Regions from separate parts of the Homo sapiens genome. Here region 1 is linked to region 2. The links are chromatin loops, found by intact Hi-C in ENCODE. Cell type or tissue: GM12878. All regions are shown on one strand. Each heading gives the region's core, and the rest is flanking DNA. Links, peaks and the distances in the headings are about the cores only. Region 1 overlaps LOC105377161 (a long non-coding RNA gene). Region 2 overlaps LINC00877 (long intergenic non-protein coding RNA 877).

Region 1 (10,678 bases), core at 859-8,858, 600 kb before region 2:
TTCTTTCCATCTCTCTGACCTTTCTGATTTAGGGGGGTAATTAGCATGTATTCCATGTCTAATTGGAATAACCAGCTATTTCCATTTGAGGGGAAAATAGCTGCTGCCTTTTGAGGCACACAGATGGCTGGGACAGAAGACCCTAGCTCCTTGTTCTTATGAAAGGTAAAGGAATCACTTATAGATGATGAAGGCTGGTCCGTGTTCTGTAGAACCGAGGTCCTCAAGTGCAGGCCATAGATCTGCATTCGAATCACCCAGGGCTGCTGGTTAAAATGTAGCTTCCTGGGCTCCACCCTGATATCACTAACAACTCACATTTACTGAGCATTTGTTATTATTATTGTTGTTGTTTAGATGGAGTCTCGTTCTGTTGCCCAGGCTGGAGTGCAGTGGCGCGATCTTGGCTCACTGCTAGCTCCACCTCCTGGGTTCACGCCATTCTCCTGCCTCAGCCTCACCAAGTAGCTGGGACTACAGGTGCCCGGAACCACGCCTGGCTAATTTTTTGTATTTTTAGTAGAGACGGGGTTTCACCATGTTAGTCAGGATGGTCTCGATCTCTGACCTCATGATCCACCCGCCTCGGCCTCCCAAAGTGCTGGGATTACAGATGTGAGCCAATGCGCCTGGCCTACTGAGCATTTTTTATGGACTAGCCATTGTTCTAAGTGCTTGACACTTACTAACTCATGTAATCCTCATGAATCCTAAGGTATATACATAATTATACCCATTTCACTGATGAGAAAGCTGAGGCACAGACTGTTTGACCAGCATGCCCCAGTGAGAGAGCTGGTGGCCGGTAGAGGGGATGCCAGTCCTTGTTCTCAGCTGCAAGTCTGAACTCAAATCACTACCCTGAGAGGGCGGGGTCTTAGGAATCTGGAGTTCTAACCAGCTCTTCAGGTGGTCCACGCACACACTGAAGTGAAGTAGCACCACTTTAAAGAATCTTTTCCTCTCAGAACCACTTTCAGTGCTTTGGTAAGAAGCAGTGGCTGGGCGTGGTGGCTGACGCTTGTAATCCCAGCACTTTGGGAGGCCGAGGCGGGCAGATCACTTGAGGCCAGGAGTTCGAGACCAGTATCTACAAAAAAAATACAAAAATTAGCTGGAAGTGGTGTCGCACGCCTGTAGTTCAAGCTACTTGGGAGGCTGAGGCAAGAGAATCGCTTGAACTCGGGAGGCAGAGGTTGAAGTGAGCAGAGATCATGCCATGCACTCCAGCCTGGGTGACACAGTGAGACTCCGTCTCAAAAAAAAAAAAAAAGTAGCGGATCCATTTTACTCAACATCTGCTACGAAAAAACTGTCTTCTTGAAGTCATTAGAACAAAAATATATCTGAGATTCTCAGCCGTGGTTAAGTCATCATGTGTAAAAAGTGGACGGGGACCAGGCACAGTGGCGCATGCCTGTAATCCCAGCACTTTGGGAGGCCAAGGTGAAAGGATTGCTTGAGCTCAGGAATTCGAGATCAGCCTAGGCAACATAGTGAGACCTCATCTCTACAAGAGAGAAAAAATAATAGCTGGGCATGGTGGCATGCACTTGTAATCCCAGCTACTCCAGAGGCTGAGGTGTAAGGATTGCTTGAGCCCAGGAGGTCAAGGCTTCAGTGAGCTGTGATCGCACCACTGCACTCCAGCCTTGGCAACAGAGTGAGACCCTGTCTCAAGAAAAAAAAAAAGTTGAATGGGCTGTGCCAACTCACTAGCCTAATTATTCCTCCTCTTCTTCCCTTCTTTGGAAAATTTCTTTCAGGCAAACTTTTATTCAGAATCCAACTTGTAAAATGTTAAAAAGTGGTGCTGCTCTATCTGAAGTTGGGAGGTGGGGGTAGATGTGTGTGCAGGGTTCCATAGGCCCCTGAAGATCTCCTTTCTGTTTCCAAAGGCTGAAGGGCTTTGGAAACAGTTTGAAAGGTGGGGACAGTTGAGGAGAGGAGGCCATGACTGCCCAAGGCCACCCAGCTAGCTGGTTTCAGTCTCAGGACCAGACCCTGCTGCCCATCTCCAACTAAAGACTAACACAAATTGCTTTACAAGGTTGACCTGCTGTGTAAAGATACCCACTGGTGGCCAGGCGCAGTGGCTCATGCCTGTAATCCCAGCACTTTGGGAGGCCAAGGTGGGCAGATCACTAGGTTAAGAGATCGAGACCATCCTGGCCAACATGGTGAAACCCTGTCTCTACTAAAAAATACAAAAATTAGCTGGGTGTGGTGATGCGTGCCTGTAGTCCCAGCTACTTGGGAGGCTGAGGCAAGAGAATCGCTTGAATCCGGGAGGTGGAGGTTGCAGTGAGCTGAGATCACACCACTGCACTCCAGTCTGGCGAAAGAGTGTGACTCCTTCTCCAAAAAAAAAAAAAAAAAGAAAAGAAAAGATACCCACTGGCCCAAAGGGTAGCTTGGCAGAGTTACTATGTTGAAATATTGCCTTGCAGGTGCCCTACCCTGGGTGGCACAATTCCATGGGCCCTGTTTCCATCATGTGCCATGGAGTTGGCTTTAGGGGGTTGCTACGCATATACATTACAGATAGATATATGGTGGCTTCTAAAGTGACGAAGGTCCAAGAACCCACGGAAGTTCCTTGATTTTGGAATTAAGGTGAAGTCGGGCCCTTGAAGGAGCAGATTAGTCAGCCTCCAGCATGAAAGTGACAGCCTGTGAGCACAAGTCTTCCAACCTGAGGTGGCAAACCACAACAGTGACCCTTCCAATTAGCACATGTGTCCTGGGCCTAGCTCTGGAAGCTGTCATGGTGGACATGAGATGGGAGTATGGGTGGCATGGAACCCAAAGAAAGAGAACTGGGAGATTTGGTCTCTGTGCTTGGGGCTGGAGAATGGGGCCTGAGGACCCTAGTCGAATGGAAGTGTGAGACTGTGGATCATGACTGGATGCTGGAGCGTGCTTCCTGGCCTATTCACAACATCACCTTTGATGCACCCAAGCCCTCTGAGGCAGGTACGACTCAGTGTGTATTTTTTCCATTTTGCAGATTAGGAGATTGAAGCTCAGAGACTTGTTGGAGCTCACAGCGGCACTGGGACATTTGGACCAAGAGCTTTTCTCCCTTCCGAGTCAGTGCATGATGCCAGAGAACATCCCTGGGTGAGGTTCGAAGAGAGTGGCCTGAGAGACTTTTCTATCTGGGGAGTGTGAGGTCCATATTTCCTGCAGGGCTTCCCCACTTACAGTGTCTCTCAGCCTCACTGATGACCTGCACCTGGCTGGGAGTTCTTTTGGTCCCTTCCCTACCTCAAGACCTGATTTGACTGCTCCAATTTACACAGGGAGGGAAGGAATTAAGAAGAAAAGAAAACACTCCTAAACATGAAAGAAATCACAGTCTTTCTCCGGAACTAAAGGCTTTTACAGGAGTGCAGGGGGAAAAAAATCTGATCATTCTTGGCAGCTTTTGAACAAATTAGGGTGTTGGAAGAATGGATGAAAGACTGAGGGGTATGTTGGAGTGTGGAACAGTTGCACAGTCCTAATGAAACAGAGCAGGCTTCCCCAGTGAGTGCCTGTCCCCTGCTACGTCTGTGAAGTCAGGGGTAACATTGGAGTCTAATGCTGGGAAACAGCCATTGCCCTTTCAAGCTCAGCTTGAACCACATTTCCTCAGGGACTCTTCTTGATTCCTACACTAGGCTGGCCGGTTTATTTATGTGGTCTTCGTGTCCCCTGCACTTGACCTTTGTAACCCACATTGTTCTTGTAATTCTTTGTCCGGTACCTGTCTCCCTGTTTTGACTGTGAACTCCATAAGGGCACAGGCTTGTCTACCTTGTTTGCCACTTGTACTCCTTAGGAATCTTTTAGGTACAATAAACAGAAGATACAAACCAAGGTGAACTAGCAAAAAGGAACTTTTTTTCTGCCCAAGGGTAGAGTTAGCTTCAGCCTAGGTTGGATTTAGGGGTTCTGAATTAGCCAGCCAGATTTGATCTCTTTCCCTCTCTTGGATCCACTTCATTTTTCTCTTTGTGTTGGCTTTATTCTCAGGGTTCCCATGGTGCTGTTATGGCTGTCCTGTTTCTTACCCTAGATGCTTTCAGGAAAGACTAAGATCCTTTTCCTGGTGAGTACAGCAAAATTCCCAAGACTAACTCTGATTGGCTTGGCTTGAGTAATATGTCCATCCTGAACCAATCACCATAGCCCAGACAGCATGGTGCCCTGATTGACCAGTGTAGCACACATGGATCATTGTTTACCCAAAAGCTATCCCCTCTTCTTCCTTGATAACAAGAACCCATCAGGTATCTTTTTGTTTGTTTTTTTTTTTTTTTTTTTTTGCCCACCTCTTGATACCCATTAGGTATCAAGAGTTGGGCAAGATCCTCACAGAAGGTGACCTCTTCCCAATCCAGGAAACTATTCATGGTAATCTCATTCCCTTTTGGTGGGAATTGGTTTAAAAGGGTGCATTGTAGGCTGTGCACGGTGGCTCATGCCTGTAATCCCAACACTGTGGGAGTGCTAGGTGGGCTGATCACTTGAGGTCAGGAGTTCAAGACCAGCCTGGCCAACATGGTGAAACCCTGTCTCTACTAAAAATACAAAAATTAGCCAGACATGGTGGCACACGCCTGTAATCCCAGCTACTCAGGAGGCTGAAGCAGGAGAATCATTTGCACCCGGAAGGCGGAGGTTGCAGTGAACCGAGATCGTGCCATTGCACTCCAGCCTGGGCAACAGAATGAGACCCTGTCTGAAAAAAAAAGGGTGCATTGCCCCACTTCTGACAAAGAGGACACAATGCAAAGTGTACTGGAGAAATGTTCTTCTCTGGCAAGTCAGGTCTGTAGGGGTGGGGCTAGCTGCCTGCCCAACCCTTCTTGCCTTTGGATATTGTTGTAAGAGGATGGAAGTTTGGAGCGGCTGCAGCCATCTTGCAACCATGAAGCAAGATAATGCTAATATATAGAGGTTGGCAGAGTGGGAAAAGGTCTGCCCCTGGCTATTTTGTTGTTTTACTTGTACTAGCATGTACCTGTGGCTTAAAACAAAGAAGAAAAAATACTGTACACAGGCTCCTGGAACCCATTTGCCTGCATGTGCAGTGTCAGAAATGCCTGGGATTTACATTTCTACCAGGGCAGCCTTTACCCATAACTGTCTGATGCAGAAGTCTGAAAGCCTAGCACCTTTGCTTTGAATTGGGACAACCTCTGAGGCATACTTTACACTCCAGAGCTTGCTGAAGGATCAGGCTGAGGCCTGGACTTTGCTTGAAATCAACCTTTGACTGGAGTCTTCCCTTCCCTGTCCTGCTCCCCCCACCCCCACCCCCTGCCAGACACCCCTGGGAGCACTTCCTTAATCAATCGCTTGCACACAAATCGTTAGCTTCTTCTGGGGGACCTGTCGTATCACCAGGGCTTACACATCACAGCTGCTCTGTAAATATTTGTTGCCTGAGTGAATGAATACATGAATGGATGAACAAGCTGGGGAAATCACAGGCAGGTGGAATCTGAACAGGTTATTATACTAATTACAGGCTGTCTACTTTTTTTCCCTTTGCCTCTGTGAAACAGGTTGGCCCTTTGGGGAATTTCCCCAAAGCTTTTGAAGCAGACAAGGTGTCTTCTCGCTAGACTCATATGCTTCCTAATTGGGCAGGCCATTAGAAAATGAGTTCATCTCCCCAGGGAAGGAGGAGGGGACTTATCACTCAGGACAAGGGCCCTGGGGTGGGGACAAAACTGCCTGAACATCTGCAATGTCTATTGTTACTTGAGCAGCTGGAGGGAATGACCATTCTGGAATAAATCAACTAAACCTTTGACCTGAACTCCAGTTTAATTCACTCTTCCCCTCCATTAGCTAGTGTGAGGGATGGTGGGGGGGCAGAAGGGGAGGGATAACATATTTTATTTTTATGGCATTTTTATTCCAAATGACCTGTTGGGTCAAACCCACTCTCCTTTCATGAATTATGCATTAAAGGAGCCCTTTTGCTTTCCTAATGGCTTTAGTTGAGTTCACCTCCCAGAAAGATAAAACAAAAAATCAAGAATTTCAGTTAAAAAGTTCACCTCTTGCCATATCAATTGACATGGTTTTAATTGGGTCATTCCATAAAGAGTCTCTGTTGATACAATTTTCAAGCTTCCTAGGGTCTTAGAAATCATCCAACTCTATCCTTGTATTTCAGGAGGGAGGATAAAGAACCTGGAGATGAGAAATGACATGCCCAAGTTCACACAGCTACTGAGTGTCAACAGCTATTAAGAGAAAGGGATGGGAATATTCCACTCACTTTATTTCCAGTCCAGTGTTCTTTTGTGCAAGGAAACCTAGAGAGGTAATATAGTTGCCATGGCTGCAGAACAAATTGTTCCAAAACCTAGTGGCATAAAACAATCACTCGTGGATTCGGTGGATTGGGAATTCGATAGGGCAAATGCTTCTCCATGCTTCTTGGTGTCTGCGGACTGAGCTGAAAGGGACAAAGGCTTGGGGCTGGGTTCATCTGAAGACCTGTTCATTCACGTGAATGCTGTCTGTTGACTGAGGCTTTAGCTGGAGTCATTGGCTAGAACCTCTATATGTGGCCTCTCCATGTGGTCTGGGCTTCCTCACAACATGGTGACTGGATCCCAAAGGAGAGAGTCCTGAGAAAAAGAGAGAGAGAGAGAGAAATAAAGATTGGTGGAAACTTTTATTGACTTAAAGTCACTCAGTGTCACTTCCACAACATTCTATTGGTCATAGCAGTCCAACCGGTTTCAAGGACAGGGAACGCAGATCCTGTATCTCAATGGAATAGTGTTAGTCACATTGAAAGAGAGCATATTGAAGCCATCTTTGGAAAATACAATCTGCCACAAGAGAGTTAGGGCTAGTACCCATTAAGTTTGGCTGAACTGTTAATTTAGTATCTGTCTTTCCTATTGGATTATAATTTCCTAAAAGGCAAGGCGTGTGTCTGTCTTGTTTGCTGGCAAACCTGTGTCCAGCACAGGTGCCGCTGACTCAGAGTAAGAAATTAATATATTTTTGTTTGGAAAGTAAGTATCAAAAAGAAAGTCTTCATTGGCTAAAAATATACTCAAAGATTTTCCTCTCCTCTTCTCAGTAAACTTTCCCATTCATCAAGAACTTGACAGCCGGGTGCGGTGGCTCATGCATCTAATCCCAGCACTTTGGGAGGCCGAGGAGGGTGGATCATTTGAGGTCAGGAGTTTGAGACCCGCCTAGCCAACATGGTGAAACCCTGTCTCTACTAAAAATACAAAAATTACCGAGGTGTGGTGGTGGGCGCCTGTAGTACCAGTTACTAAGGCGGCTGAGGCAGGAGAATTGCTTGAACCCAGGAGGCAGAGGTTACAGTGAGCCAAGATCATGCCACTGCACTCCAGCCTGGGTGGCAGAACGAGGCTCCATCTCAAAAAAAAAAAAAAAAAAAGAAAAGAAAAGAAAAGAACTTGAACACCAGTACCATCTTCCCTAGAGAGTTGATTGATTGGGAGAGATACTTAGCTTAGTCTTAGTCAGAGACGTTGTCCTGGGGGGTGTTATATGTAAGAGGAGCCCTGGAGGATGAGAAGGGGAAGCCAAATGAAGAGGCAGGAGGAAGAGCACCCCAAACAGAGGTAATAGCCTGTGCAAAGGTGGGAGTCAAGCCGTTCAGCATGGTGGGCACAGAGTTTGAGAGATTTGAGAGATGAGTAGCAAAAAGTCAGTAGGCTGGAGGGGCAGGCAGGACCTGGGTTATAAGGAGGACTTAAATGTCACCTGGAGGAGTTTGACTCATCCCTCAGAGTGGTGGGAAGCCACTAAGGAAGTGGCACCATCACATTTATGTTGGAAGGATCTGACTGCAGGGTGGGTGGTAGGATGTGGGGTGAGGAGGTGGACATCGTGGGAAGTGGGAGGCAGGTTGGGACATTGCTGGCAGAGATCATGATGCCAGAGCCGCATTAGAGGGCCGTGGGGCTGGCAGGAAGTGGGGGGATATTTCCAAGGAGGATTTAGTGACTAGTGACTAAATGGTGTAGGGCTGAGGCGGGGGCTGGGCCTGTCTGTCCTCAGTCTCTGGTTCAGGTAAGCACGTGGACAGTGGTCCTAGGCATCCAGCAGGGAACTCTGGAGGAGATGCAAGCTTTGAAACGGGGCTGAGGAGGAGTTCAGTGCTTTGGACACGTTTAGTTCCAGATGCCAGAGAGACATCCAAGAGTGAAGGTTCTAGTAGGCATTTGGATTCAGGAGACCAAAACTCACAGAGTAGTCCTGGCTATAAATTTGGACTGGGACCCAATACAGAGATGGAAACTGAAGGCACAGGAGTAAATGTACTCACAGTGGGAGGATGGGAAGAATGGGAGCAGAGCCATGGGTAAAGCATGTTTCCAGAAGGTTCTCCTGAGAGACCCAGGAAGGAAAGGAGCAAAATTCCATAGGATCCACAAGAGAGGAGTCATTGGCAATTTTCATAAGGACAGTTCCCCTTGTGATATATGGGAAGAAGGCAGATGGCAGAGTTGAAGAATAAGAAGGAGGTGAGAGAGTGATGAATGAATGAATAGCATTCCAGCAAAGTCTTCACATGCCTCCTCTAGGTCTGCTAATTCTGGAGATTCAGAATGGATTTGCCAAGAAAACTCCCAACGACCAGCCAGGAGAGGAATCTTTTCCACCAAGCTCTCTCTGTTTCAGAAAATAACCAATGTGTGTGTTGACCTCAGCATCCCTCCCTAGCAACCAGCATCTGTGTTTAAATTCGTGGGGGAGGGGTGCTATTATCTTGTGGCTATCCACACAGCTTCTGTGGTTACATCTGTTGTTTTTGTCTGTACAATAGCCATTTGTCATCATTTGGCTATTAACACCTCGATCTGGCTGGGACTCACTCCTTATCCCTGGCTCTGGGGATGGCACGTGTCCCAACCGTGGCCAATAAGACTCAGGCCTGAGATTTTTTGGAAACTATTGAGAAAGAGAAGCACCCCTTAGGCAGGGATGGCTGCCACCACCCCTATTAGGACTGGAGACATCCTGCCAGCAGAGACAGAAACAGATCCAAGAGACAGAGGGAGAAAAACAGTCTTGATAGCACTTCATGAGCTCCTGGATCCAGCCATGCCTGATACCATTTAATCCTTGGGCTTTTCAATTACATGAGTCAGTAAATTATCTATGTTTGCCTGTCAGAAAGGGTTTTGTGAGTTCTAGCACTGAACGAATGGTCCCAGCAGGAACAAACTGCCTAGGGATGGGGGCATAGGAGTGGAGTTGGTGGAGGAGGTTTACTTGATTTCCCCTCAGACATTTCACCAGGCATCTCATCCCCCAAGTTGCTACCTTAGCAATTCTCCCTCCTTTTTGCAGTCATCCTTCCTATTGTTTTTGCTTGTATTCCTATCTTTTTGTAAACTCCTCCTTGCTTAAAAAGCAGCATCTGAGATGCTGGCCTGAGGCCGTCTGCCCTTCCCAAGAGAATACACATGCTTGCTATTCTTTACAGTAAAACCAAGGTCCACATTGTGTTTCCCCAGGGCTCCCAGAACCTGAGTTGAGAGGTGGGGATTTTGCAGGGACTCCATCAGTGTGCAGCATCTGTACCTGCCTCCAGCGACTGCTGACACGAGCGGCCACATCTCCACACTTTCGCCCCACTACCTTATGTGTGCCACAACCCCTCCAACAATGCAAACTCTTGTTCATTTGCTCAGAACATGAATGAATCATGCCAGGGAAACTCCTGGCCACTGGACCACATTTTGCTGTGTTAGCAATAAACATCCCTTCATATTGTCATCATAGCCACAGGGGAAGACAGAGGTCTCCTGGCAGAGGAAGGGCGTGACACATTCCGCACTCTTTCTACTCCCTCCCTATGTCAGCCCTGATCTTTGTTTCCTTCTTTTTGCTTCAGAGCAAGCCTCCTTCTAAGGCCTTTAATTCCATGGATCATATTTTCTGTCTAGCTTCCATTTAATGGCCTGTCATGGGCCCATACCATGCCAGCTCCTGGGCGTAGTGGGGTTTGTGTATTTCAGTGTGGGCTTGCAGAATGACCCTGCATTATTTACTTTCCATCCTCATTGAGAATTATCAGGCTTAGGTGGGTTCCTCCCACCCTTCTTGAACTCTTCTTCCTATCCTCCATCCACCCTCTTCCCTCTATTTTATTCTTCCTGTCTGTCTTTCCTTCTCTCTTTCCTTCCTTTATTTTTTCCGTTTCTGTCGCTTCCTGTCTCCCCCCATGCCCTGGACTTTGGTCCTGTGGTTCCAGTAAAAGGAAAACATAGGGAATAATACGAAAAGCAGCCAGGCTTAGCCAATAAATCCTCTAATGCTTGTAATGGTTTTATTTTCTTCATGTTCATTCTAGTTTAAGAGGTCAATCAACATCTTTGAAATGCTTGTGGTTTACTACATGGAATCTTTAATTGAGGCACAGAAAACTCCTCTCTCCCTCTCTCCGTCTTCCTTCCCTCTCTCTCTTCCTTTCATTTGTTTAATAAATGTTTTTTGAGGGTTTTTTCTGGGGCAGGCCCTGGGCTAACTGCTAGGAATGGTGACTAGAAACATGGGTATGATCCTTGCTCTGATGATCTTACATCTATTGGGAGACACATGTTTTCACCAGATAATTCCACGTAAATGTATTCTCATAACCTCAGCAAATGCTTTGAGTTTCCACGATGGT
Region 2 (10,678 bases), core at 1,418-9,417:
GGGTAGCCTCTGCAGGGGACCACTCGCAACTGGCCTGTAGTTACGGTCCCCTGCAGAGCCCTCGCAGGTGGTCCAGATGTGCCCACTGGCCCTGCCCCAGGTGCGTCTTCCCTGCCCCTAGCCTGCTCTGCCTGATGTGCACTGCACTCAGCTCTGCTGACTCCCAGGGGGCCTCCGTCACACACCGAGCCAGCCTCATGAGCGGTCTTGGTAGGTGGTGTTCAGGGACAGGGTAATGGGATCCAGCCCTTCCTAAGGTGTACCTGGGCTGCGACTCAGAATGGATGTTCAGAACAAAGAGATGCAACTGTGAGTGACCCCACAGGCCGACCGTCAACCAGGCCTTGGCCCTAGTCCATCGGGCACTCAACCCTTGCAAGACGTGGACCCGCTGATGCCCAACGTGTGAACGAGTACCTGGAAGCCTCACCCCACAATGCTAGCATGGCCAGAGAAAAGGATCTGCCTGCCTCTCCCCCACCCAGGTGTGGCAGCTCCTGGTGCCAGTTTCCCAGGAGCGTGGCCAGGCCCCGAGTCTCTCCATCACAGCTGTGGCTCTGGCTCCTTCTTGGAAGTGGGGAGGGGCTCACTCCCCATGCAGCCGCCACTGCTGCTTCAACATCTGTAGGCCTGCATGGCCCACTCTCTCTCCTCCCCCACAATCCGCTGGTAGGCCAGGGAGGCAGTCAGAGGCTGGAATACACCTCGGGGGCTCAGAAGCATCCTCAGCATCTGCGATCTCCTGCCAGGCTGGTCCTTGCTTACGCTCCTCCGGGGCCTGGTAGTCAGCTCTGGGTGCTGCAGGACAACCTCACCAAACTTCACTGCGTCTCGGAGCAACTCCTGCTCCAGCCTGTCTGCCATCTTTTCCTCCTTTTTCTGCCAGACTTTATCTAGTCGTCGCTTCTGGAACACTTTTTTTGCTTTTTTCAGCTCAGACTTCTCCTTGGGAGCTGCCTGGACCTCTGGCTGCTGGGTGGCCTGGTTCTTGCTGAGGAATAGCATGTGCTGGATAAGGCCTAGTCGGACTCCCCCTTCCTCTGCTTGAACTTGGGGACGGCAATGTCGGGCTCCACTCCCTTTGCTTCCTTTTCCAGTGTCTTTCTGAAGCCCACCTGGGCCGCTTTCTTCCTCTTCTTGTTACCGGTCGGATTTTTCATCTCCCAGCGGCTCCTCATAATCTCCCGGAGCTGGAAGGGGATCTCCTGTTTGTCCTGGGTTTTGGGCTTGCAATTCACTTTCTCCTCTTTGCTGTGAATCCTGGACCACGGGGCTGGGCACTGCTTCCCCAGCAGCTGCACTTGCTGCCGGCTGCTGCTCCCGCCGGGGACTCCCAGGACCCGCCGGCGCCCTGGGCACCGCTGCCCCACCTCCAGCTTGTGCCATCCCCACGCTGGAAGCTTCCCTAGCGAAGCCACTTCCACATTCCTCCATTTTTTAAAGTGATTAAGAAACACTGGCTAAAACTTTTTCAGTTGTAAGCAATAAAACCCAATTCAAACTGACTTACGCAAAAATGAAGTTCAGGAGTCTGGACTTCAGGTATTGCCAGATCCAGAGGTTCAGATACTATCAGCAGTGCTTTTTCTATCCATATTACACACAGACTGTCTCCAAGTAGCTGTCCGTGAGGGCTCCTATGAGTGTCATTTACATCTTACTGCCAGCTATCTGGGAGGATTGTGAAACACTGCCCAGCTCTAACAAGCCTAGATTAGACAGCAGTGTAGGCGCTAAGACTCCCACGTATATGGACAGAGAAGATAAAAGACCTTCAGCCATTTCACAGTGCTGCCTGGGGAGGGCTCATTTTCTCCTCATATTCTAGGAGAACAAGAAAAACAGGGCTTCGTAATCTGGTAGGTATAAATTCAAATCTAAGATCTACCAGTTACTAGCTCTGTGATCCTTAAAGTTCTTGAAGCTTTGGTTTTTCATCTGTAAAATGGAGGTAGTGGTAGTCACCCGTAAGATTGTTGCTAGGATTAGTTGAGACCATGCATGTAAAGTTTCCCACAGAGCACCTGCACATGCTATATCTAAAAGAGGAGAGGAGGAGGAGGAGGATTGTAAGTGGGGGATGCTTATTTCCTGTTTCCAGAGAGGGGAGGACACCTGCCCTCTCCAAATGTTTTCTGCTCTTGTGTTGTTTTGCTCAAGGTTGAAATCCCCAGGATAGAAACTCAGATTGGCCAAGCTTGGGTGATGGGAAAGGACAGGTGAAGTCAGTGCACCTTGCTTGACCCACCAAGACCACCCAAATCGGGGTGGAGTGGTTCCCCAGAGGAAAATTGGGTGCTGTTAGGAGAAAGGAGGGGGCAGACACTGGGTAGGAAAAGTTGCAGATGTCCACCGCAGGCATCCTTCGATGCAGTATGCCAGGAAGCCCTGATCCATACTTTCTTCCCCTCACCCCCTTGTGTCTATTTTCTCCTCTAGTGGGATCTGCAGAGAAGGAGGAGTAGGTGATTGTGGCTGACACAGTCAATTGCCTCCCCCAAGGACCTTTCCCACCTTCTTTTAGCTGGCTAAGTTCAAGAGTTGACCATCTCTGGCCTGCTCTGCCTGATGTGTGCTATGTGCTCGGCTCTGCTGACTCCCAGGGGCCTCCATCACAAGGCGAGCCAGGGTCATCAGCTGTCTTAATAAGTGGTGTTCAGGGACAGGGTAATGGGACCCAGCCCTTCCTAAGGTGTACCTGGGCTGCGACTCAGAATGGATGTTCAGAACAAAGAGACACAACTGTGAGTGACCCCAGGCCCCACAGGCTGACCGTCAACCAGGCCCTGGCCCTAGTCCATCGGGCACTCAACCCTTGCAAGACGTGGACCCGCTGATGCCCAACGTGTGAACGAGTACCTGGAGGCCTCACCCCCACGCTGCTAGCATGGCCAGAGAAAAGGATCTGCCTGCCTCTCCCCCACCCAGGTGTGGCAGCTCCTGGTGCCAGTTTTCCAGGAGTGTGGCCAGGCCCCAGGTCTCTGCATCACAGCTGTGGCTCTGGCTTCTTCCAGGAAGTGAGGTGGGGTCGCTCCCCATGCAGCTGCAGCTGCTGCTGCTTCAATGCTCTGTAAGCCTGCACTGCCAGTTCTCTCTCCTCCCCTACAATCCGCTGGTGGGCCAGGGAGACAGGGGCAAAGGGCTCCTCCCCAGCCCCAGGAAGGGGATATCACTTGGACTCACCAGATCATGGTAATTCCATTGCCAGCAACTGTGGGTACATGACTATTATAGCGAGTGGGATTTAATGGAATACCCTCTGGGCACCTCTGGGAGAGTTGTTCCTCCTGAATAAAAAGATACATGGGCCAGGCACGGTGGCTCCTGCCTGTAATTCCAGCACTTTGGGAGGCCAAGGCAGGTGGAATACTTGAGGTCACGAGTTCAAGACCGGCCTGGTCAATGGTGAAATCCCGTCTCTACTAAAAATACAAAAATTAACTGGGCATGGTGGCACAAGCCTGTAATCCCAGCTACTTGGGAGACTGAGGCAGGAGAATTGCTTGAACCTGGGAGGTGGAGGTTGCAGTGAGTCGAGATCATGCCATTGCACTCTAGCCTGGGAGACACAGCAAGACTCTGTCTCAAAAAAAAAAAAAACCGCAAGGAAGAAAACCCCATCTCTTCTTCAGGCTGATGTTTCTGGGTTCACATGTGATACGTGGAACAGTGGCAGCCTTCAGCCTTTCTGGAATAATGAAGAGACAAGCCCAAGAACAAAGCCAACATGATGAGGATGGCAGGACAGAAAGACGGGGAGAGGCTAATCCTTATTGAAGTCAGTCATTGGCTGAGCTATCCATGGATACTACCTCCAGACTTCCTTTGATGCCTTACTGCCTAAACTACATTCAGGTGGGTTTACTCATACCCTAGCCAAAGCATCTCAGTGATACATATATATGCTCATCTATTTCTAAATCTCCAACAAGGGTAAGGAAGCCTTTTAGGTCAGTGGTTCTCAAAGTGTGGCCCCTGGACCAGCAGTATTGACATCACCTGGAAACTTACTAGAAATGCATATTCTTGGGCCCCATCCAGTTCTTGTCAATCTGAAAGGGAATGGGTGCAGCAGCAATCGTGCTTTCACAAGCACTCCAGGTCATTGTGATGCATGCTACAGTTTGCCAACCTCTGCTTTATATACTACTCTGTTGTCATACTGATATCAGAACTGACCACTGGGAGTGAGAGCACCACTCATTATTCCATCCAACTTACCTTTTTCTATCATTGCTTCATTTGATTCTGCTATCCCTAAAACAAACAAACAGAAAAACAAGAAAAAGGACAAGGAAAAAAAAAAGGGAGAGAAAGAGAGAGACAGAAAGGATTTGAAAACCGTTGGCCAAATAAACCTTTTGCTTTGAGTTTCAATCTGCTGACTCTGGGTCATCAGCTCCTTCCAAAAAAGACTTTGGGTGTCTGCAGAAACCTGTAGTTACTAGAATGTGGTGGACATTTCCAAAATATTTAGAAACACTAATAATCACTGTTATCAATAATGCTCCATAGGGATCTCCCTTGAGCTACTGGAAGTGAAGTTAGCAAGGAACTTAGAGAGGCGTGTACTGCCTGGGGTGAGCAAAGAGAATTTGGAGGGACAGAGGAGCCCTGAGAATAATGTTAGAAAAAAAAGGAATGAAAAACTTGCTGCAAAAAGGAGAAAAGAAGGAAAGAAAGAAAAGAAAAAGAAAATGATTCTCATCAGGGAAGCCAGTGAAGATGGATTTGTTTTCCAGGACTCAATACATTTAGACAAAGGAGCGCAGAGAGGAGATCCAGGTTTAGGGGTGGTTTGAGCAAGGTGTCCAGGAGGGAAGGCAGGGGCACGTCTGGACACCTGGGCAGCCATGGATAACGGAGAGAACAGGTCGTGGGAGTGATGCTGTGTGGGAGGAAGAATGCCTCCACAGGATTAGACTCTGGCACCACCCCCTACTAACTTTGGTCTTAGGCAGCTTCCCGAGCTTCTCTAAGCTTCAGTTTCCTCAACAGCCAATGGGCTCAGTGATTCTTATCTCACAGCTTGTTGGAAGGTTTACATAAATCAACGTACTATGATCTGAACTGCATATCCCCCAAATTTATATGTTGACGCACTAACCACCAATGTGTCGAATTTGGAGATAAGACTCTCGGGAGGTAATTGAGGCTAGATGAGGTCAAGGGAAAGGAGCCTCCATGATAGCATTGGTGGCTTTATAAGAAGATGAAAAAACAGAGAGAGAGAGAGAGAGAGAGAGTTCTCTCTCTTTACCATACAAGGACACCACAAGAAGGCAGCTGTCTACAAGCCAGGAAGAGGGCCTTCACCGGAACCAGAATCAGCCAGCACCTTAATATTAGACTTCCAGCCTCCAGAACTGTGAGAAAATAAATGCCGGTTGTTTAAACCACCCAGGCTATGGTATTTTGTTATGGCAACCTGGACTGACTAATACACAAGGTATATTAAGGACCTTGCATAGTGTTTGGCTCATTCTAAATGCTCAATAAATAAATAAGATTCATAACAATGAATATATTAATTAGCAATAAGTTAGGAAAATGAGATTGCCAAGGTCTTTGAATGACTAAACTGAGTATGTAATTTATTATCTGGACCATGGGGAGTTTCTGAGCAGGAAACAAAAAGAGGAAGCATATGTGTGCATAGCTCTGAGGTCAGTGTGACAATAGGGCATTACATAAGGCGGGATTCAGCAAACGTGAGGGTGCGTCAGGATCACTTCGAGGGCTTGTGAAAATATAGGTTGCTGCCACCTCTACTTTCTCTTTCAGATTCAGCAGGTCTGGGAAGGGGTTCAAGAATTTGCATTTCAAGTAAGTTCCCGGGAGATGCTGATGCTGCTTGTCTAGGGACCAGACTTTAAAAGAGGGAAGAAGAAAGATAAAGAGAGAAAAAACAGACAGAGACATTAGCATGACCTTTGGTCTGGAATGGCAGCAGAATGCTTGCTCTGCAGACATTCAGTCCACACTGTGATGGATGACGGAGAACGGAGGTGGTGCCTGGAGCTGCCAAAAGTAATTGCTTCAAGCATTGCACGCAATTATGGCATTGGTTTTTTTGGTTTTGTTTGGCTTTAAGGGTAAACCACTATAATTAGAAAACTTGCAAAATCCTGACTTACAAAGTGAGCAGATTTTCAAATCAGAGAAACTTCGTTTTCATGCCTTCTCCAAGTTGTGGATCACTGCTCAGAGATGACTATTTGGGGCCGGTTGCTAAGACTGTTACTAGTTGCAAGGTAATATCATACACAGTGCTGGTAAGGTCAGCTTGAGCTGCAGGCCCATTAGGATGTTTGGTTGAATGTGTGATGGTAGGAGTGAGATGGTCTGGTTTTTTTGTTGTTGTTTTTTTTTGTTTTTTTGTTTTTTTTTTTTCTGATTTTTCTTAGGACCCTGAGGTGAACATATGTGGTTTATTCCACATAGTGCTTATTTCTTCTTTACATTTGTACCTGCACTCTCCCTTTATCTTTCTTTGGGAAAATCCTTGTCACTGCATACTTCTTCTTCTTCTTTTTTTTTTTGTTGACAGAGTTTCACTCTGTTGCCCAGGCTGGAGTGCAGTGGTGTGATCTCAGCTCAGGCCAACCCCTGCCTCTGGGGTTCAAGTGACGCTCCTGCTTCAGCCTCCTGAGTAGCTGAAATTACAGACACGCATCACCACACCCAGCTATTTTTTCTATTTTTAGTAGAGACGGGGTCTCGCCTTGTTGGCCCTCAAACTCCTGACTCCAGGAGATCTGCCCACCTTGGCCTCCCAAAGTTTTGGGATTATAGGCATGAGCCACCACGCCTGGCACACTGCATACTGCTATATGGTGTCTGTCAGGCTGCTAAACTCCTCAGTCTTCCCGTAAGCCACAAGGTTGGCCATGGGATCGAGGTCTGCCCAATCCTAGTGTCTTCTCCCTTCAGACCCTGTGACTGGGCTAAGGAAGCTTGTGACCAGACCAGCCTATCAGAATCCTTCTCTGGGATTCATCCATAAACCAAAAGTAAAATTCTAAGTCCTCAGCCATTTTGATGGACCCCATCTCTTGGCCAAGGCATTCCAAAGTTAACCAGAAAAACTAGTTCAGGCCATGATGGGAAGAGGGAGTCAGACATGCTTCACCAAACCGTCCTCCCCTTTTGGAATTCAGGCTCACCTGACCAGCATTAACATCAACTCAACCTTAAGACTGATAGAACAGACGTTTTAAGTGTGATAAGAAACATTTACAATCTATTCTGTCTGCAGCCTGCCACCTGAGGCTTCATCTACATGATAAACCTTGGTGTCTACAATGCCTTATCACAACCCAGACATTCCTTCTGTTGATCCCAGGTCTTTAGATAATAACTCTTTCAACCAAATGCCAATCAAAAAGTCTCTGAATCTGCCTATGACCTGTGAGCGCCCCCGCTTCCAGTTGTCCTGCCATTCCAGACCGAACCAATACACATCTTACATGTATTGATTGATCTTCTTATGTCTCCCTAAAATGTAGAAAACCAAGTTGTAGCTCAACCACCTTGGGCACATGTTCTCAGGATCTCCTGAGGGTTGTGTCACAGGCCATTGGTCACTCATGTTTGGCTAGAATAAATCTCTTCAAATATTTTACAGAGTTTGACTCTTTTTGTTGACACACCTTTGGGCACCAGAAGAGAGAAATCACTGTTTCCTTGGACGGCCCTAAGATGTGATGATGTGAGTGAAGGATGCAGTTCACCCAACCCCATAAATGAATGGAGTCCTCTTGTAAGAGGGAATCAGCCCCAACCTACAGAGAAAAGAGAAGCTAAGTCTATGCAGGGGAGGGAGAAAGGGGGAAAGGAAGGAAGAAGAGATGGGGAGGGAGGAAGGGACAGTGGAAAAGAGGAAGGCAAGGGGAGGGAAAAGAGATCCTTGTCATTCGATTCACTAGCATCCCAAGGCTAATACCACATTCAAATTTTCACTCGCATGAGTCAAAAAAACTTCCCCATTTTACTTAAGCTTTGAGTTGGTTTCTGGCACTTTTAACTGAAAAGGTCTGAATAATAAAGTTCATCAATCCACTTGTAACCTAACTTCTAGAATTCAGGTTGTGCTGGGAAATTGCTAATTCAAAACTCAAGTGCCTACATCAGCGTGGGAAGGAGTCCTTTGGAGCTGTCTGAAATTTCAGGGCATTGTCCCCATTGGAAGCTTTGAACATTACACTTAGAAATGCTAATGAGAAAGAGAGAAAAGAGGGAGAGAGAGAAGGTTTAACCAATTTTCAAAAGCCAAAGTCAGTCTTTTTAGGAGAGAAAGGGGAAGAAAAAGGGATGGAAGACACTGGGAGTGTTTTTAGTGGCTGAGACAATGGAGGGTCTTCCTTACCAGGTAGTGAGGAATTTTTCCTACAAAAAAGACACGAGTGGCTTTTGTATTTGTAGACAGGACTAACCCTCCTGGGGGTGAGCTGATCAAGGTGAAATTATATAACCTATACAGTTAACTAAAGTGAATTCATCTCCATGCCCTCAGCAAGAAGAGTGAAAAAGAGGGCTGACATGGTGTTGGTTCTGCCCATCCTCACCTGCAAGGGGCATGTGAGAGCTGAAGTAATCAGATTTACTTCCTACCTCTCACGGTGCAAGCACCTCACTGTGCTAGTGGGCATTTGAAGGGATTTTCCAAATGCACCTTTAACTGTACACAATTTTCATCTTTGTAGAAATTTAGAACCCGACTCCCTAAATAACATGAGACATCACCATCACAGGCCTCATATTACAAGCCTGTACAGAGGGTGTGTGTGTGTGTATGTGTGTGTATGTGTATGTGTGTGCATATGTGTGTGTCTCAGAATATATCTGATGGTTATTTGAAGCTCAGTATTAATAAGCTATATAATAACTGGGTTCTATAGTATTTGAAATCAAAATCACTTTTAGATTCCTCTAGGCTCTTGTAAATGATAAGTACATCAAAATGCCTTGTGATGGCCTTCTGGGAAAAAATCCTCTCAGCCCAATTTACCAGGCAACTTTTATCCCATTGAATAAACTCGAGGCTCTAAGGCAGTGACTCTGCCATCAACAACATATATGAAAGCCTGCACTTTGTGGTTGGTCTGTTTTGTGTGAGGTGGGCACTTGCTGTTCTACTTGCCCAGTGGCACTTTTTAATTGGAATGATTTTTATTTGGTCTGATTTCCTGAAATAGAATACATCGCCTGCTTTAGAAACCCCAGATAGTCTATCAGCACAGACAGCAAATTGTCCTGGGGTTCTTGGCTTAGCTGTTTGTGGGGAGAAAGACTGCTGGGCAGGGTTTTGGCAGGGGGCAGTTGTAGCATATTCAAATCAGATATTGAAACAGTTTGTGTGTGTTTAGGAAGTAACCACAAATTTGACATGCCACCTCCACCCCAAACCCCAAACTGGTTCCATTCCAACAGGCAGTAGTCTCAAAGACTCTCTTAAATGGTTCATTTCTTCCTATTTACAACTCCCACAGTGAGCTGTTTTTTTAAGGGGAAATCAGTTTCTATGAACATCTAGGGCCCTGAGTGGGTCTTTGCTCTTTATTTGTCCTGCTTTGTTTAAACCAAAGAATACCTCAAGCCAGTAACCAGGCGAGCAGGGGCCTGTGACAGGCATGGTCACCTGAAATCCATTTATGCACAGGGATTGAAGGAGCAATCATATTCTAAATAAGGCTAATGAAGCTTTTTGTGAAAGCGCCAAAACCCACACACAAACGTCACCCTTGGCGTGTTCTCATTTCCACGGAGCAAAAGCAAAGGGGAGAAGGCTTACTGGGAAGCTGCCGCTGGCACATAGAATTAAGCAAAGGCTGTCCCATAGGTGTGCACAGCGGGCTTCTTTTCAGAGGGAGGATGAGGAGGAGGCAATGTGGTTCTTGCATACTAAGGGACTCAGTGTACTGCTCTAGGTGTGATTTTTCTTTTCTGTCACAATTGAGCCCAGTTTGAATTTCTCCCCTTACTTTCTTTTGGTTCACTCTTTTCCTTCATGGTAATCTTGCTGCTTAATGACCCTGGCCCCAGGCTTCCAAGGTAACTTGCCAAGAAGTTCAAGTTTACTTCTGAAGTCCATGGCTCTCACTTCCTCTTCCTTCGTCCCTCACCGCTTCTCACTTTTCTCCTCACACCTCCCGCACAACATCTGAAATATTCACTACCTCCAAGCGGCCCCGCTTTTGCAACCCACCCAAGCCTGTCATTTGTTTAAACGCTACTACTTATTTGGGTTTTGGCTCTGGGCCAGTCATCAGCAAACATTTTCTGAAAAGGGTTAGATAGTAAATAGTCTCAGCTTTTGAGCCACACTGTCTCTGTTGCAACCCTTCACTCTGTTATATCATGTAAATAGCCATCAACAATATGTAAATGAACAGGTAGGTGTGTCTGTGTTGCAATAAAACTTCATTTACAAAAAGAGGCAATAGGTTTGATTTGGCCTGATGGTCAAATGGAGTGAGTCCATGTGACATATGCAGGAAACTCACAAGGCTTTTAAGAATGGTATGTGCCCCAAAACACTGCCAGCTTGACCTGAAAGGGACAGAGAGAACAAAATGAAAGAAGGTTGTCAGATCACCAAAATTCTACAGACAGGAAACAGGTGGGTGAAACTACAGCTGCAAACAAGTATTACCCTTTATGAAGAAGGAAAGATGAC

The links. A loop is a pair of places that touch in the nucleus more often than their neighbours do. Peaks named below come from ENCODE experiments on the same cell type or tissue, not always from the same donor. Only the 100,000 strongest peaks of a DNase experiment are listed, where the experiment ranks them.
Region 1: a loop joins it to region 2, with 2.6 times the contacts of the local background. A loop is called at or near these places in 2 of 110 quality-filtered maps.

The regions. Positions count from the first base shown.
Region 1 is chr3:72,678,140-72,688,817 of GRCh38, reverse strand. It overlaps LOC105377161 (a long non-coding RNA gene), which reads left to right. Exons shown (of 11, transcript XR_940962.3): 4 at 3,011-3,123; 5 at 4,021-4,096. Among named protein-coding and RNA genes, the nearest start is that of SHQ1, 160 kb to the left of the region's middle. In GM12878, for the core only: no CTCF peak of the experiment used is centred there; a DNase peak (open chromatin) is centred at 5,547.
Region 2 is chr3:72,077,598-72,088,275 of GRCh38, reverse strand. All of the region lies in intron 2 of LINC00877 (long intergenic non-protein coding RNA 877), which reads left to right. It also overlaps the pseudogene CCDC137P2 and the pseudogene CCDC137P1. Among named protein-coding and RNA genes, the nearest start is that of LINC00877, 18 kb to the left of the region's middle. RefSeq lists enhancers at 1-399, 400-1,116, 5,816-5,915, 9,618-9,667, 9,788-9,917 and 1 more and a silencer at 6,256-6,325. In GM12878, for the core only: no CTCF peak of the experiment used is centred there; DNase peaks (open chromatin) are centred at 5,705 and 9,377; H3K4me3 peaks cover 919 bases; H3K27ac peaks cover 4,603 bases.